2 separate regions of the Mus musculus genome follow, and region 1 is linked to region 2. Evidence: chromatin loops called from intact Hi-C (ENCODE). Cell type or tissue: heart. All regions are shown on one strand. Each heading gives the region's core, and the rest is flanking DNA. Links, peaks and the distances in the headings are about the cores only. Region 1 overlaps Fam53b (family with sequence similarity 53, member B). Region 2 holds the start of Eef1akmt2 (EEF1A lysine methyltransferase 2).

Region 1 (4,388 bases), core at 259-4,258, 120 kb before region 2:
TGGGCTCTGAAGGTAGGGGTACGGTGTGGAAAGGTGGGGGAGGGAGACAGAAGGGCCATGTAAGAGGCTTTCCCAGCCAGAGCCTCTTCTAGTCCAGCTGAGACGAGACCCAGCTTTCCAGAACACCTATCCATTTTCAGGTAGATAAAGGGTACTGTAAACTCACTAGCGCCCTGAGGGGGAATGCTATGGAATGGAGCCACAGGAGTACCACATACAAGGAGGAGACCCATGGGCAACAATACCAACAGTGGCCATCTACCACGGGGGGGGGGGGGGGGGGGGGAGGGGGGGAGCTTGGGGGAGGGGAAGCTACAAGCAGTGACCAGGTTCAGCCTTTGAGTAAGTAGTCCAGGGTACCTGTGGCCTGTGTGGGGAGCGAGCCTAAGGCTTCAGTGTGGAAGGAAGCAGCTGGGGTAGCTCAGGACTTTCCTTGGAGGCCTCCGGTACAGGACAAGCATTGGCATCATCACCTCCACCATGTGCTCTGATCTCCTATTTGTGCTCACAGCATCTTTCTCAAGGAACAAAGGAACTTACTGACCCAGATTCTTCTTATATTTGGAAAAAAAATTAATGGAAAATGAAAGCAATAATAAAAATTAATTCTGACACTTCCTCCGTTCTTGCTGAGACCTGCAAAGTCTTAGCCCCTAAAACAGGCTCTAAGGTTTTGGGGTGGCTCTGCTCTCCAGAAGTCTTCCTGATGTGGGGGTGGGGCAGTGGATAACAGCCAGTGCTGCAGACAGAGAGGTGACAGCAATTGAGTAGGGCTTCAGCCAGGGAGTTGCTCAGATTGCTTTGAGAATCCTGAAGTCCTGATTAATGGACAAGATGGCGTTGTGCTCTGCCAGTGGGGCTAGGGTGCCTTTTCTTATGAAAAGCACGGCCGCACACTGCTGGCGGCTGTCTGGCAAGAATGCCTGCTTGCCTGACCTCATTGCAAGGGCTCAGGGGAGACACTGGCATTATCCAGGAGCCAACGGGAGTGGGAGGAAAGGCCACTGGACAATGCCACTCACTATCTTTCTTGGACCCTGGGACTTTGGACTTAGGACCTTGGACTCAGAGATGAAAACAGTAGGGACTGTGAGGCCACCACGAGGGACAGAAACATCCAAGGGACAGAAACCTCTGCAGCAAGCCTGTGTTTTCAGGGCTGAGTGGGCACCACGCAGGTGCCTCTCCTTTGCCACTGCCTGGCTCAGAAGGATCTGCTTTCCCGTAACAGGGAGCGGGGAGGCCCTCAATGGCCACTGCCTCCAAAGGTCTTTCACTCAGCAGTGGTTCTCAATCTAGGCAATACTGCTTCCAAATCAGCATTACCTGTCACAGACCCCCATCTGTGACACTTCTAAGCATCTAGGCGGTCAGAACAGAAAAGCTCTGAGCACAGGCCCCAATGCCATTAGCATGAAAGCTGGGGTCACTCTACTCTATCGCCCATCAGGCTGGGAAGGGCAAGTATCTTTTTTGTTGGTATTCAAGTGCCTTACAGAATGCTTTCTTTATGGTACCAAAGCTATATCTGCTCTGGCTCCACCCTGCACTCATCCGTCTTCCTCAGGTGTCTCCTCCGACGCCTGGAGGAAGAGGGGAAGAGAAGCTGACAATCCTAAGGCATGCGAGCCAGTGGAGCTGCTTTCTGAGAGCCACCCGTCCCTGAGCGGGCTCTGCATGGTTGTGCCAGCATCTTGTGTCTCCATGTTGTTCTGAGCTTCCAGCCCTGGGCTGTGAGGCCAGTGGCTAAAGACATTACAAGGTATACAATGACATAATCGCTGAGCATGGTGGCCCTGTGTCCAGCATGGACGTCAAAGCTGCTCTCTGCTGCTCCTTCCCATCTCTGCCTTCTCTCTCTGAATGTTAAGCCTGTGGCTGTGGCATGATTGGCTGGATTACTTGAGGTTAGACACCCAAATGCCATTCTCTCTGGGTCTAAAGTGAGGCTCCATTCACAAGATCCCAGTGCTCAGGCACCCTTGGAATCAGCCCTGGGGTCATGAATGACAGAGGGCCATCACCAAGCACAGAGCCCATTTTGGCTGACCCAGCACCTGACACTGGGGGCCCAGATCAGGACTACGTCACTGCTTTAGGAATTAGTCAGGGCAAAGGATGTTGACCAGCACAACTGGAAGCTCCACACTTAATGGCCAGGCCAGGATGAAGGAAGGACAGGACTCTCTGCTGAGAGGCTCTGTGTGGGTGGCAGACCTACTTCCACAGGGTACAATTTGGTCCTCCTAACAACCAAGAGAAACGAAGTCACAATGTGAATGTGGTGCTGAGGCTCTGAGGGAAGAATCTATCCCCAGTACCATAGTGAGGAAGGAAGTAGCAGAGAAGGCCAAGGTCACCACAGGGGTCCTGTTCATCTTAAGGTCATCCCAGCATCTACCTAGAAGGATGAGAAAGAGAGAGCTGCCTAAAATAAGCAGATAACATCACCAGGTGTCACTAGAGAGACACTCAGTAGGAGCTTTGCTGGCAGCACCACATAGGGCCAATCCTAGAGCCAGCCTAGAACATCAAGACAGCACGCCCAGCTAGCAGCCAGCAGGGGGCCCAGAGGAGAGACAAAAAGGGGAGAGGAAGTGGGTGCGGGTGAGGAAAGCATCGACAGGAAATGCCCTTGGAACACGCCCTATGGCAGCAGCAGGCTGAGGCCTGGCCACCCCCACCCCCACCCCCACCCCACAGTTCTCTAGTCTCAGGTCTCCCCGGGATGCTGAAAACCTGTTTGCCTCTGCAGGACAAAATGGCACACCCCCTCCACCTAAGAGCCCCCTTTCGAGTCGCACTGGGACACCTCAGCTTGCTGAGGAAACAAAGACACGGTCTCAGAAGCTCTAGGAACATCTGTCTGAAACTCTTGAACAGGGGAACACAGCAGGGGCATAGCCAAAGGCAAGCCTCTAAGATGGATAAAGGCAGATGGGCAGTAGCTGTCTCCACACTCAAGTCCCCAGCACCCATGAGCCTGGGACTTCCATGGAGGACAAAGGCGGGGGGTGGGGGGTGGGGGGCGGAGGTAGGGAAAGTCAGATTCGACCTGCTGTGTCTTGGCCTGGATCTGCCATACAGCCATCTCCTTTCCCTCAGAGCTGGTCTCCCTTATTGACAGAAACAATGGCCTCTGCTCAGTCATCCTGGTAGGACTATAGGGAGAACTGGGAAGGAGGGGTCTGCTGAAAGGACACTAGGAGAGCCTGAGGCTGCACTCTCGCAGTGGCCACAAGCCTGAGAGATCTCTGCTTTGCTTTGTTGACTGGCACTCAGGTTCAGAGAGGTTTGGGACCGTGTCAAAGGCCCTAAGACTCAATCGAGAACTAGGCCCAGCTCACTTGCTCTGTGTGCTAGGGCTCCTCAGCCACTTACAGCCTGGGTGGGATTAGCAAGTGTGGGAAGTTGCCGGCCTGGGAAGAGAAAGCACCGCCCGGGCCTGAGGAATGTGCCTAGTCACTGGAAGCCAGGGGAAAGCCGTGACAAGTCACTCAGGCAGAGGAGACAGGATGGAACCAGGGGGAGAGATGAGTATGAGAGTGTGTTCTCGATTTGCAGAGTGGCAGAGAACCAGCTGGGAGAGCGCCAGGAAGAAGGCAGGCCTGGTTGCTGCCCAGGCACCATCTAGCTCACAGAGATCTTGAGAAAAGAGCCTCACCTCTCTGGGCCTCAGGTATACACTGACAAATGACACGCCTACCTCTTTGAGCCTGGAGGCTGATGGGCTCCAGTTGGGCCCTCCTGCACTTTCTTCCTACCTCATATCTATCCTAAGAAAAGCAACACTTTCCTACAGTCTCACGGGAGGCTGTGCTTGTGCCTGCTTGGTCCCGCTCCGCCCCATGTGAATAAGCAAGATGGGGATGGGTGGAGAGATTCCCGTGAGGCTCGCGGCCAGGCATGAGCGCCGTTCTGACCCACCTGACACCATAACAGTTAGCAACTGCTTCAGCCGGCAGACTTTCCCCCAGGGTATAGTCCACAGTTGGCCTTCATGCAACTGCAGGATGCCTGCCTGCCATGAACAATACCCATGTGTTAGTTGGCAGTTATGTGTGAGCTGAGCATGATCTCCTTAGAACTCGGAGTGATGCCGTCTCTGGTCTTTGGGATACAGTGGGAAGTATGGCTTTCATTCCTTTAGCTGATGCCTATCAAATGCATGTAGGTCTCTGGAGCTATGCCATGCACTCCTCTAGAAGGCAAGTACTCTCATTCCCATTTTGTAAATAGGAAAACTGAGGCCTAGATTAATAATATGTTCAGAATCCTGCAGCTAAAGAATGGCAGAGTTAGGCAGGAGCCCTTGCTCTCTCAGTCCCAGGCTAGCTCCTTTCTCCATGCCCTCAGATCTCCAGTAACCTCCTAAGATATTTATAGCA
Region 2 (4,388 bases), core at 75-4,074:
GGCTCACAACCATCCCTAACAAGATCTGATGCCCTCTTCTGGAGTGTCTGAAGACAGCTACAGTGTACTTACATAAAATAAATAAATACATCTTAAAACAAAAAACAAACAAACAAAAAAACATAAAAAGAAATTGGCTCAAACATATGAATACTAAAAGTACCAACAAGTTCAACCAGGAAAACACCATTTCCAGTTCCAATATCAAGCACTGAGGCATCCAATGGGATCTTGTGTTTCTGCATCCACCGTATTAGTCGGTTCATACTCTCTTCCCCAAACCTGTTAGAACAGAATACAAAGAGCAGAGAGACAGCAAAAGTTACAACTACACGTTAAGCTGTTTATACCATAGCGCTCACTTAACGCCGGTCCTGAAAAATGACAGTAGCACTTTATCTTTATCGTTACTTAGGATGCTGCACCTCTAAAAATGGAACACCCAGGATATGTGGATATTATACATATTTATGTATATACCCACAGGTAACATAGAAGTATACTATATCTATAAACACACATATTCTATCTACAGCAACATTAATCCTTAAACATGGTGCCCTAATAACTCTGCCTTTTTGGACATCAGCAAATGCTGGTTCTTACTTTCTAAAAAAAAAAGAAAATGACAACTATGGAACGAAAGCAACTTTCTAGCGCTATGAGCAATGTAAGTCTGGGCCATTAAAACAGAAAAGACGCATTTAAAAGCTGTCAGTAAAGCCAGAGGCAGGTGGATCTCTGAGTATGGGACTAGCCTGGTCTGCAAGTGAGTTCCAGGACAGCCCAGGCTATCAGAAAAACCTTGTCTCAAAAAAAAAAAAAATAAAAAATAAAAAATGAGAACAAGGAGAGAGAGAGAGAGAAATTGATTTTAAAGCTGTCACAGAAGCCAGATTCAGCCCCGAGCTTCTGAAGAGCTCAAGGCTGCTTTGTTGTTTTAAGTCCACATGTTCATGCTCTCACACCCACACAAACAATTCCTCAGCTTAACTTACCAGATTTCTCCTGTATCCCCATATTCTTGGAATGTTCTCAGTTCTCTCTCATAAACAGCATCCCAACTATATAAACAATGAAATGTGAAGCAAGAATCTCAAATTAAACTGTCTTTTGTGAATTAAACAAATATTTCCATTGAAGTTCATGGCTCCTTACAACAGCCTTAAACATTATTAGTGTTATCAATAAATGCATATAGTGCATTTAAAAAAATTCCTTGGGTTAAAAGAATAAAAATTATGGATAAGCAGGATGAATCGTACAAGTACTTATACCCATCGGATGAACACTCCTATACACATTTTATCTTAAATAAAAAGGGGCAATTGTCCAAGGATCTCTAAGTCTCAGTCGCAAGTCCAAAAGTGAACTGCACAAACTGAGTTTGTTACTCCAAAGTTGGTCTTCTATATGCAGATCCAGGATTTTCTAATCAGTAGGTCAACTGTTTGCTCACAGTGAACGCAGCCAAGATAAAATGAACTTAAAATTAAGTGCTACAACAGTCTCTGCCTCTCCCTGTATTCTAGTTCGCCCATTAAATCTTTTCTTAATCCTCAAAACTGCAACCCTTCCCATTATCATCCGCTTTCTCTTCCTATTTCATCTCTAAAATCCCTGCTCCCTCCTCTAAAATTCCCTCTCATCTTAATGCCTAAACCCCCTCCCCGCACTCCTCTATATGCTTATCCATTAATTTCTGAGATTCATCTTTCTTTCCCCAGAACCCCTACCATCTATCTCCCTAGCTCCCAGTTTAGAGCATCTTCCATTTCGACTACCTCCTGCTCCGGGATCTCACAGCTCTGTGGGGACCTCTCTCGGGCCTTTGTATAATGTTGCCCAACTCTCTCCCCCCTTTCCCTCAGCCAGATTCCAGACCCCTACACGGACTCCCCAAGGGCCTCGGGTGGGCTTGCATCCCTTGAAGTGCTTGGGGAGTGCTTGCGATCTCGCCCCTTAAGCCACCACAGGTCGCCTCCGCCCTCCTCCCTCAGGCCCCATTCAGGAGAGGGCGCCATCTCCTTCCGGGCCTCAGACGCCCGCTCACCCTCCCCGCCACACTCACTGCTCTCGTGTCCCCAGCGCGGACGGGACGAAGTCATCCGCCGCGGAACTGCCCTCTGGAGATTGCGCGGGGACCACAGCACCGCTGTGGCCCTCAGCATCCGCGTTCATGTCGCTCTGCGCTCGAAGCCGCCATAGAGACGCGATTTGGGCAGAGGGGAGGCGCGGACCTGGCCTCTCTAGGCAATAGGAGGCTGTCTCTCTAATGCTCCAGACCAGACCTTGGGAGGCCAAGCACAGCAAAGAACCGAGGCTGCTTAGAGGCCGCTAAGTGTGCAATGCTGGCTAGAGAAGCCAAGATAGCCTTCCAGCCAACATTACATTTACCCCTTACTCTCTAGCTCTCAAAGTGACCAAATCTGGGGACTGCTGTCTGTAAGTCATCGTTCAAAATACTGCACTTTGGAAAACAAGCTGCCGGAAACCACAAAAACCGTCTGAAACGCACAGCCTTCAGCCCAAATGCTTGTCATCTCACTCTTTCAAGACCTATCTGGAAAGTGGATAGGGCGGCCGGCCTCATTGCATTGCTGCCTTCCCGACCAAAAGACTAATTTCATTTGTGGCTAGAATTATGAAAAATGAACTGATAAAACCGGCTGACCTTTTAAGAGCTAATGGCCAAGGAATTGAATGCCTTTGGGCCACCCAGGGTACCACCACCAGCCATGGAATTATGATAAAATGAGTACAAATACTAGGGGGCCTCAGAGGTTCTTGCTCTGTCCCCAGCTAGTCATCTGAGCCTGTCCAAATCTCAACCTCTACATGCTTTAGTTTGTTCACTCTAGTTTGCTCAAAATAAAAAGATACTTGTTCTTCAAGTCTGATTGAACCTGAGATATCTTATGCCTAATGGTCTGACTACAGCCAGTAGTTCTGCAATACAATGCAAAAGATCTTAGGTGTCAGATCTTGTCTGTACTAGCCATGAAATACTCAGATAAACATGGTTCAATGTCTAAGGCAAGGATCTCAGAGGCCCCTAGCAAGCTGCCTTCCAACAAGAACTTGTTTCCAGGACTACGTTTCTGTTGACTTCGAAGACAGAAGCCCAGTAACAAGTCCCTTGAGGCAAACGGCAACACATGTTGCCCTCCCAGTTTGAGCAGTTCGTCTGCTCCTATACATGGTGTTCCAAGATCTTCTGGCAGTAAAGAATAAAGTAAAGGGCAGATGGAAATCCATGTACATAGTGATTAAAGAACTCAAGAAAGAGCGTAAGTAACCTTATTACAGAGCACTAAAACCACCGGATACCACAGCCAATTAGTGCTGCCCTGGGCAAGTAGCTGTTTTGATCTTTTCTAGACTCTAGATGCTACAGAAAGAAAGCCTGAGTGTGACAGACTGGGTCTTTAAAAGTTTTAGGTTTTAATTAAGAAGCATCCATGAAAGATAAGCCCATCTTCAGCCTCATGTCTTGCCAACAGTTAAGATGTTTTTGCTGTGTGTGATGAAAGCTATAAACAGTTGTCGGTATGGAGCCCTGGGGGAGGTGGGGGGACCCAACATGGTTTATACCAAGTTTCTTCTCTGGCTCCAGGAAGGATTATTCTGGCTGCTTAGTGCTGAGGACTGTGGGGCACCACCTCTGATCACCCAGGGAAACGGGATTCTTGGCTGGGAGAGAGGTTCCACTGGGTAAGCTGCCTAGCACCAGAGAGAAGCAGAACTATAGGAGGGACACAGCCCCTCCCACTGAGCACCACTTGTGTGAGGCCACAGGCAGACTTGTAGAACTTGAGGTTGCCAGCGTCGGTTCTGTTTTGATTTGTTTTGTTGTTTTCTCTGTGCACAGTGCCCACTGGTAGCTCCTCTGGAACCATGCTTCCCAGAATCCTTAAGCACTTCCCATTTGACATTCCGTGGTCATAGGGCAGAGCTTTCCCTTTTCTGACCATGCAACACTCAGGACCAGAGAACACACTTCTAGAACAAGCTCCCTTCTCTGCCCCCATCTCTTCCTTTTGCTTTGATGTGAGCTTTTGAAAGGGGACACTGGGCAGTTGTTTCTTGAGTTAGAACACCCCCCCCCCCCGCCCCGCACGCCATGTTTTAAAGCATCACTGTGGGCAAGTTCTTGAATTTCCCCAGGTCAGTTTGTGAAGCCTCTATTATAACAAGCATAATAGTGGCACCTGTCACACAAGACACTCTGAGAATACATATGAGATTAGTCCAGCCAAATACAACCTGTCTGACACATGAGAAATAGTCAGTAAATCTAAGTTCTGGTTCTGCAACTATAAAATGGGGCTTAAAAAGATGCCGCTTCAAAGAGATGTCAGGAACTGCAAGTGAGCATACTGTATGTT

Evidence for each region. Hi-C counts contacts between places; a loop is a spot of excess contacts. Peaks named below come from ENCODE experiments on the same cell type or tissue, not always from the same donor. Only the 100,000 strongest peaks of a DNase experiment are listed, where the experiment ranks them.
Region 1: it touches region 2 in a loop (2.3-fold over the local background); 1 of 42 quality-filtered maps calls a loop at or near these places.

Annotation. Positions count from the first base shown.
Region 1 is chr7:132,732,793-132,737,180 of GRCm38, forward strand. All of the region lies in intron 4 of Fam53b (family with sequence similarity 53, member B), which reads right to left. Among named protein-coding and RNA genes, the nearest start is that of Fam53b, 79 kb to the right of the region's middle. In heart, for the core only: a CTCF peak has its summit at 2,544 (motif pointing right); DNase peaks (open chromatin) are centred at 1,659, 2,589, 3,469, 3,909 and 1 weaker place; H3K27ac peaks cover 2,945 bases.
Region 2 is chr7:132,850,428-132,854,815 of GRCm38, forward strand. It overlaps Eef1akmt2 (EEF1A lysine methyltransferase 2), which reads right to left and starts at 2,220. Exons shown (of 6, transcript NM_028095.1): 1 at 2,072-2,220; 2 at 999-1,064; 3 at 168-282. The coding sequence starts at 2,181. In heart, for the core only: a CTCF peak has its summit at 2,008 (motif pointing right); a DNase peak (open chromatin) is centred at 2,134; H3K4me3 peaks cover 1,601 bases; H3K27ac peaks cover 1,496 bases.